Linked DNA regions of Homo sapiens: all the other regions are linked to region 1. A link is a contact called in ENCODE Hi-C or POLR2A ChIA-PET data. All regions are on one chromosome and are shown on one strand. The core of a region is the stretch at or near the end of the contact, and the rest is flanking DNA. Distances in the headings are between cores, read along the strand shown.

What was found. Hi-C counts contacts between places; a loop is a spot of excess contacts on that map. ChIA-PET counts read pairs that join two places held with the same protein, here RNA polymerase II (POLR2A). Pooled maps may share reads with other maps.
Region 2: a map of PC-3 shows a loop between it and region 1 (5-fold over the local background). The contact joins two enhancer-like sites. A Hi-C loop is called at or near these places in 3 of 168 maps with a recorded cell type or tissue (Calu3, PC-3 and endothelial cell of umbilical vein) and 2 of 50 pooled maps.
Region 3: a loop to region 1 is called in a map of Right ventricle myocardium inferior, with 2.2 times the contacts of the local background. The contact joins two enhancer-like sites. A Hi-C loop is called at or near these places in 5 of 168 maps with a recorded cell type or tissue (PC-3, Right ventricle myocardium inferior, endothelial cell of umbilical vein and 2 more) and 1 of 50 pooled maps. POLR2A ChIA-PET finds 5 or more read pairs at or near these places in 2 of 52 experiments (Panc1 and activated CD4-positive, alpha-beta T cell).

What each region holds. Positions count from the first base shown.
Region 1 is chr10:126,061,195-126,064,037 of GRCh38, reverse strand. The region is part of intron 14 of ADAM12 (ADAM metallopeptidase domain 12); the gene reads left to right. Among named protein-coding and RNA genes, the nearest start is that of FANK1-AS1, 89 kb to the right of the region's middle. Within about 2 kb of position 1,462, at least 13 of the 41 ENCODE cell types and tissues checked have a DNase peak (open chromatin) inside an H3K27ac peak, as active enhancers do; they include PC-3, where a contact is called at or near this core.
Region 2 is chr10:126,010,856-126,013,698 of GRCh38, reverse strand. ADAM12 (ADAM metallopeptidase domain 12) reads left to right here. Exons shown (of 23, transcript NM_001288973.2): 23 at 1-1,308. Among named protein-coding and RNA genes, the nearest start is that of FANK1-AS1, 39 kb to the right of the region's middle. Within about 2 kb of position 1,503, at least 4 of the 41 ENCODE cell types and tissues checked have a DNase peak (open chromatin) inside an H3K27ac peak, as active enhancers do; they include PC-3, where a contact is called at or near this core.
Region 3 is chr10:126,103,387-126,106,229 of GRCh38, reverse strand. All of the region lies in intron 8 of ADAM12 (ADAM metallopeptidase domain 12), which reads left to right. Among named protein-coding and RNA genes, the nearest start is that of FANK1-AS1, 130 kb to the right of the region's middle. Within about 2 kb of position 1,374, at least 3 of the 41 ENCODE cell types and tissues checked have a DNase peak (open chromatin) inside an H3K27ac peak, as active enhancers do.

The sequences.
Region 1 (2,843 bases), core at 213-2,712:
GGTCTCCGGGCTAGGATTTGAACCTGGGTTACTGTGACCCAATGCCCATGTGTTACTCCCACAATGCACAGTCACCCTGAAGAGGGAGGTGTTGCTCTAAAGCTCCACCAAAGCTCCAAAATGAAGCAGAAGCTCAGATGCAAAAGGGAAGAATCCATCCCCTGCGTGTCTCTCCTCCATGCCCCACCTTCTGGGGTCAGAGATCCAAGGCCTCATTGGGCAGCCCTGGACTCCAAGGCCCCGTCACCCCAGAACCATTTGAGATTCAATGCCTGTGTCCAGCTCCCAGGAGTCCAACCGTGAAATCCACAAGTGCAGGCCCCACCCTGTCCTGCAGTTCTCTTTCCCTTATGATAATGTGGTTGAGTCCTTTGTCACTCCCTCCTCCTGCTGGCTGCAGAAATGACCTCAGCCCAGGCCAGAGACCCCAGCTCTGGCAAGGCCTCTTGTGGTCGGCCAGGCCCAGGCTGAAAGCCAAGCAGAATCAGGCAGGATCTCTAGCGGGAGGGAAACCTGATAGGACCTTTGTCAGACTTTTGTTGTGAGGCTTTGGTTTTAGGAGTGATGAGGGAAATAAAGTGGAACAGAAATTGATGACTAAACCTCGAAGCCTGGGTTTTCAATGGAATGTAAAAGCCACGCCCAGGCATGGAAAACAAGATGGATGTCTCTCGGAGCTGGGTCCTGCTGGGAGGCCCATGTCCCCTGCCAGCCAGCGATGTCCTCTGTACTTGGAGCTTTCTGGGGGGGAAAAGAAAGGGCAGCTTGGTAGCAAGGAGGGACGAGCGCAGGCCTCTTTAGCTCGGCCTCTGAGGAGTTGTTCTGATGCTCCTCAGCACTCAGGGATGCGCGTGGGCAGGTGGGATGGGGAGGCCTGCAGTTCCCGGGCCCTTAGTACTTCATCCTTGGACCCTGAGCAGCCCTCAGTCCTGGCATCATCGCCTGCTGGGCCTTGGGGCACCCTGGGCAAAGCAGGGGGCAGGAGCAGTGGGGGACACCCTGTTGCAATGACAAGGACTAAGCCAGTACTCGCTATACACATTGAATGGTGTTTGGGCTTGACATGGTTTAGTGACTTCAGGCAGCTTTTAGCCAACTGAGGTCACTTTGGGACTGCGGCTACTGCTGCAGGCCAAATCTTCATGGCTTCAGGCATCCCTAGTGCCGTCCCCGTCCCAGCCTTTCTCCAGAATCAGCAGTCTCCTTTTCTTGAGTTACAAGGGCTGTGATGAAGCTCCTTTCCAAAAAGCATTTTGTGGCCAGAGCACACACAACACTTGGAGCTTTGGGAGTGAAATGTGTTCCTTAATGCCCTGCCGTATTCGAACAGCTGGCCCCGTTTCCAGAGTGAGGTCAGAGGGAACTCGACAGTGCTGTCTGAGCCACCCCCATTGTGTGACTCAGCTGGCTGTGTGCCTCTGATTCATGGTGACCAAAGCTGGTATTTATTATCTCATCAGTCTAGTCCTTCTGTAGCTGCCTGACCAGAGAGAGAACCAGACAGGCAGACAGACTGACAACCTGACCCACAGACTGAGCTTTTCAAAAGCAAGAGCAATAGGAAGTCACCTGCTTGGGCTCTCATCATCCCCATGATGGAGGGGGAGGCTGGAGGTCTGAGCACCCAGGTAGCCACGTCCTCTTCCTAAGGAGGGGGCTTCCCTGGGAGCTCCTGGCTTAGCTCTACTCTCTCCCACCCACTCTCTCCCTGGTAACCAGGAGGCCTTTGCTGGGGTGGTGGTGGGTGGTGTCGTGTGTGGCCACTGCACACAGCATGGAACATCCATGGCATCAGGACTGTTGGTAACAAATGTAAAGTTTTGGTGAAGAGGCTTTATCTTTGGCTCAGGGTTCCTGAAAGCCACAGCACAGAGACCAGGCTTGGGAAGCCACCTCGGGCTTGTGACTTCCTGGGTTTTGGTCTGTCCTGCCCGCCCCTCCTCAGTTCTTCAGATCATTATACAGACTTCCTTGGGAGAGCAGAGAGCAGGGAAGGCTGCAACCCACTGTGGCCCTTGATGCCAGGGAGCTCTTGGAATGGGCCTTTGACCACCTCCTTTGGGAGTGCAGTGTGCTCCTTCCTCCCCTTGTCGGTGTTTCCGCCTGGTTTCCAGTTTACAGGCGCTGTGTGAGTTTCCCATGGCTACTGTAACAAATTAGCACAAACTTAATGGCTTATAAATGCTTCATTTTACAGTTCTGGAGGTCAGAAATCCTGAAATCAAGATACTGGCAAGGCAGCATTGCTTTGGGAGGCTCTGGGGAGCATCTGTTTCCTTGCCTTTCCCAACTTTTAGAGGCCACTTGCATTCCTTGGCTCATGGCCCCTTCCTCCATCTTCGAGGCCAACAGCACAGCATCTGCAAGTCTCTGTCCCTCTCCGACTTCTGCTTCTGTAGTCACATCCCTTTCTCTGACACTGACTCTCCTGCCTTCCTCTTATAAGGACCCTTTTGATTCCATCAGGCTCACCCAGATTGTCCAGGGTGATCTCCCCACCTCAAGATCCTAAAAGTAATCACATCTTCAAAGTCCCTTTTGCCATGTCAGATAACATGTGCATAGGTTTTAGACAAGGATGTGGGCCTTTTAGGGGAGCCACAGGCATTGAACAGACCACTTACTAGCAAGGGACCTTCTGCAAATTGCTCAACCTTGTTATGCCTCATCTGTAAAATAAGGATAGTGATCTACCTACCCCAAGGGTCTGTTATGCTCCAACATAGCCTATAATCTATTCCATGTAATATATGTGGTTCTATGCTAGATGCAGAGCTCCTAGTAAATCTAAACTCTATAAATAAGATGCAGCTGCACTCCCAGGAAGCTTAGACTAGTGAGCA
Region 2 (2,843 bases), core at 254-2,753, 50 kb after region 1:
ATCACCCAGACACAAGCCCCTTTCCCAGGTCAAACCACAGGCCGATGCATCTCCAGTTTGACAGTCAAATCACTACTTCCATTGCTACTTTAGATCAGCCAAAGTGGTGACTGCTGCAGTGTGTGGCTATCCCTACAAGGCCCACCCAAGGGATGCCCAAAGCCCAACCTTCTCCAGGGCTGCAGCCCAGAGCAACCCCACCAGCCTAAGTCCAGCAGAGGACCTCCCACCCAATGTCTTGTTCTAATTAGAAGGGGAAGTTAGCCACAGAAAATCAACTTATCTATAATTACAAAATTCTCTTGACTCACCTTAAAGTTCCTATTGACATCTACTGCTTTTAAACCTATTTGAAAACTCTGATACTAAAACAAATGACACTCTAAGAAAGTTTGGGAGCCCCATGCTGAGAACCATTTCTGTGCAGTGAGGATGTTTCCAGAAGCTACTTACCTACATGTGAATGTGCCATTTTCTTTCCTTTTGTAGAGAAAATCCCCTTTACTTTTTGGAACAGTAATGGCAGCTTCTAGTACAGCCATTACAGTTTCATATGAGAAAAATTAAGAATAACTATAAAATTGTTAAAATATCCAATAATGGATAATGATGGCCAGAAGATTTAACATACAAAGTAATTCTCAATGTAAAGCTATTCAGCTCTTCCAGGTTGAATGCCCTGTAACCCACCCTGACCTTCCACATCATCTTCAAAAAGCAGTTTCTCTGTTCCCCATGATTCTCCTATAAGGTAACTCTTTAGTCCTCCATTTAGCACATTTTAAATCCTCCAAAGAATAAGTATCATGTGATTATTTTAGCTTTACAAAAAAAAAGTTGAATGGCGTTTTATTTTCATGGCCTATAAGCAGGTACCTTAGTAGGGCAGATATAGGAAAAACAAATTAGAGCAAAACAAATCCTCTACAAATCCAAGGCAGGAAAAGTGGTGGCAGAGTGACTCATTCTCCTGTCCCTCCCATCAGGTCAAATCAGGAGGCTGCAGTGAATGCCTGTTCTTTGAATGTGTAGCAGTTGTTCCTGTAACTCTTTAAAACTTGGCTATAGGCTGTTTAGCACAGTACAGATTAAAGATACAGTTACGTAAACAGCAAAGTAATTTTATAGTGCTTCATCCATTTATCATGCTTTGGTTTGCTAATTTTTTCACATACCTTTTTCTATCACAGTCTGTTGCTTTTGTACACATTTCTCATATTGGGGTTCGACAGGTAAACACAAACTGCTATTTCAGTAGAAAAAGTTATTGTTATGAATATTAAACCCAATAAATTGTATAAAGGTAAATATCAATGTGTCTCTCATTTGTTACTGAGAATGTTACAAAAATTGGCGGAAGGCCTTCATGTAGAAAAATGTATTCTCATTCATTTATAGATGCTTGAGAAAAGTTTGGAGCAGTACATAAGAAACTAAGAAGAATGGTTGGCAGGGTGGGGGTGCATAAGGGGTGTGTGCTACCAACCTCATGAACGTGTGAGACCACGGCACAGGAAGGAAGATGCTCACACACAACACGGGGGGTGGGGCATGATATGGTTTTTGAACAATGTGAATGTATAACCTAATTTTTTAAAACTCATCTATTTACATAAGAAATCCAAAAAGCAAGCAAGCAGTGGTAGAGACAATATCGGAGTTATTTGGTATGAAAAATCTAAGTGTAAATAGATACCTATTTAAAAAACACAGCATCCAACTTAATAAAACTACAGAAAATACAAAAATACAAATACAAAATGCTAACAAGAATAAAGGAGTCTTTTTTTTTTGTTTTTTAAGACGGAGTCTCACTCTGTCACCCGGGCTGGAGTGCAATGGTGCTATCTCAGCTCACTGCAACCTCCGCCTCCTGGCTTGAAGCAATTCTCCTGCCTCAGCCTCCTGAGTAGCTGGGATTACAGGCACGTGCCACCACGCCTGGCTAATTTTTGTATTTATAGTAGAGATGAGGTTTCACTGTGTTGGCCAGGCTGGTCTCAAACTCCTGACCTCATGATCCGCCCACCTTGGCCTCTCAAAATGCTGGGATTACAGGTGTGAGCCACGGCACCCAGCCGAAGAAGTCTTTATTCTTACCACTCTCCACCTATGATCACACAAGCTGGCAAAAATTAGTACATACAGAACTTCAGACATAATTGATATATATCAAACAGGATACTCCAAACATACAGAATATATCATCTTTCCAAGTGCCTTGGAGGAATAAAAATTCTCAAAAAATAATTCCATACCCTAGAAATGAATTGATTCATTAGTTTTCAAAGATGAATTGCAGATTAGAAAACAGCAAGTGAAAACATTTCTAATAGCACATGTGATGGTAGGGATTCTCAAGATCTTAGAATTAGAAGACCTCACTTGTGATGCTTGTTCAAACCCATTAAAATCCATTGCTCATGCCCTTTCCCTGAAGATTCCAATTCAGAGAGCAGAGATGGGGCTACGAAATGTGTACTTAGCAAGTTCTCCCAGTTGAATTTTTCATTAGAAAAGTTTAGAAAACTTCTATGATAATGTAACTAAAGCACTGCTGGGGGAAAATTCATAGCCCTAAATCTATAAATTAATTTGTAAAGGATGAAAAAGGGAACTTAATATCTACTATAAAGTTATAAAAGGAACAATAAAATAAACCCAGGGGAAAAAATAGAAGAAATGAATTTGTAGACCTAAGGATAAGTTCATTAGAATACAGTAGAGCTAATAAAACTATGAGTTGCTCTTTAGGAAAATTCTAACAGTGTATACGCCACTTTCTAATCTCATTAAGTAAAAAGAAGAAAAAGAGCAAACATACATAGCATATGAGCATGAAG
Region 3 (2,843 bases), core at 125-2,624, 42 kb before region 1:
GCCAACTCCCAGCAGCAGGGGCTCTTGGCTTTGACTCTACTCCCCCTACTGTGAGTCCCGGGACCTCATGATGACCAAGCAGAGGCTGAGGGCGAGTGGGAGACCACATGACCGCCAGTTTCGTTGGAGTGGAGGGGCAGGTAGACGATGCTTCATACCCCAGGAAAGGGGGAGCAGGAAGAGGAGTTTGAAGGGCACTCTGAACAGTCAGAGATCTGGGTTTGCCACTCAGAGAGAGGCTATGGCTACATGGAACTTTCTGGAAGTCAGAAAAACCCACATGGCCGTTGATATCCTGGGATGATATTGCCCTTGTCCACCTTTGAAGCAGGTCAAACTTCCTGGCAACCCCTGCCTGTTGATGTGTTTTCAGTAGTTACTCTTTGCAGATTCAACTTTATCCCATAGTCCAGGTGCAGGAGAATCCTGGTGAAAGGCAAATCCTGGCAGGGGGGATGAAGGGTGGGTCTTAGAGGAGACATCAAAGATAGCACGGCAGTTAGAACTGGACCTCGGTCTAGACTGGACATTAGAACCCCTGGAGGGGAGTTTGTTTGTCTATTTGTTTATATGTTTACTTTAGGAAATATTGATTCCCACACCTTGGCCCAGGGATTCTGATTTGATTGACCTGGCACAGGGCCTAGGCACAGATATTCTCCAGGGTCCTCCAGTTATCCTAACATGAAGTGGGACTGAGACGCACTGGCCTAGAGGGCGGAAGGCTTAGGTGCCTGAGCTGGGAGCGCAGGTGCCACTCCAAGGTGAGCGAGTTGGACCATTGCCCCAACGGCCTCAGGCTATCCTCAGACTGTCCAACGAGAAGAAAACACGAGTTCTTCTTAGACCTCGGGAGCAAAAGGAAATGATAAACTATATTAAACCCAAACTGGAAATTGCTGAAGCCCCATTTTAAAAAAGGGATGTGTTTGGGTCCTCTGTGTTTGTATTTCTTCACATTTATTCTAGGTTATATCTTGCTTCAGTTTGCAAAACCAAAAATGAGCAATTAGGGGTTTGTTAATAACTTGCACTGGTAATTAAAAAACACTGTGCCTCGGAAAAGTCCTAACGGACTCCGTGGAGTTTGCCGGCCTGGCTGTCCTTGTGTTTCTGGCAGGGAGAGAGCCGATTTGCTGAGCACACAGCTACCCCTGGCCCTGACATCCCTGTCCATCCCCAGCAGACGCCAAAGACCTTGGAGGAGATACCCAGGCCCCCTGGGAGACTTGGTGCTTCCAAGTCTATGAACAGATGACTCCCAGCTCTGTTACACAATTCTAAATTTCAGTTTTTCAACTCTACAAATGAAAGTGTCTCAGTCCAGAAAACAACGACTGTGCCAGTGGCAACTTCCTCATTTGCTGAAGTCTTGGCTCTCCTGGACCATTCTAACTTAATAACTGCTTGCTGCGTGGAGAAAGAGGACATCCTAGACTGGAAAACAGACGAGTGGTTTAGTGATGAAGGTGACATTCTGGAATGTTCAGGAAATCCCCCCATGAGCAAAACACAGAAGGCATGTCTGACACTCATGCTTCTAGGCCAGACGCTGAGAATTTTCCCCGGGTCCTCATTACATTCCCACAGGAGCCCGGGGAGTGCACCTGCCCATGGAGCTATCGTGGAGTTTGCATCTTCCACCCTTCACCTCCAGACTGTCCTCCTTATTCATTAGGAAGTTAGTGTCAGCTGCAAATTCAGGGACCTGCTTCTGAAAGGACTCATCGTCTATGTATTTAATTTCTTTTCTTTCTTTCTTTCTTTTTTTTTTTTTTTTTAGACAGAGTCTTGCTCTATCCCCAAGGCTGGAGTGCAATGGCGCCATCTTGGCTCACTGCAGCCTCCACCTCCCAGGTTCAAGCGATTCTCCTGCCTCAGCTTCCCGAGTAGCTAGGATTACAGGCACCCACCATCAGGCCTGACTAATTTTTGTATTTTTAGTAGAGATGGAGTTTCACCATGTTGGACAGGCTGGCCTCAAACTCCTAACCTCAAGTGATCTGCCTGCCTCAGCCTCCCAAAGTGCCGGGATTACAGGCATGAGCCACCATGTCCAGCCTCTGTGTATTGAATTTCTTAGGATATTTTCACTCATGTGACAGTTTTCTTCTCCTCCTGTCCCAAACCAGTTGCCTGAAGGATGCAGTTTCCTTCATTAGACCCCAGGGGATTCCGCCTCACTGTTTCTTCCCAAAAGTCTCCAGTGCAGCGTCCCTGGACTTCCTATGTGCACCACTGCTTGGCAGTTCACTGTATTGGAGTTAACTGAACTGACAGTTCAGTGTGCCATGCCTTAAGCCCCTGGTGACCTCTGAGCATTTGGGTGGCAGGAGCGAGGGCATCCAAATCTTTGCTCTCTCTGCCACTGCCGGCCCAGCCCACAGCAAGAGGCAAGAAAATATTTGTTGCTGTTGTGTAAACAGGTGAATCGCTTCAGCTGGATCTCTGACTGTGTCCACATATGTTCTGGGCTTTGTAAGTCAGGCAGGCAGCTGCCAAGCTCCATTTGTACAGCAGAGGCCCGTGAGCTTCTCTCCGGGCCTGGGGTCACAGTGGGCCGTCTTGGAAGGGAGTCTTAGTGCTCACAGAAGATGGCAGTGTTACCTAGTGGGTTCAAACATGAGCGTCAGGGTTAGCTGGCCTGTGTTCCAACCCCAGCCATGGAGTTGCAATCTTAAGTCACCTGACTTCTCCAAGCCTCCGTGTCTTTGACTATAAAATAGAAATAATAATAATTCTTAACACATGGAGTTGTTTTCAGGATTAAGCCACAGCACAGAAACCACCGTGGCATCATGCCTGTGATGCAGTAATGCTCACTAAACATTAGCTGTGGTGGT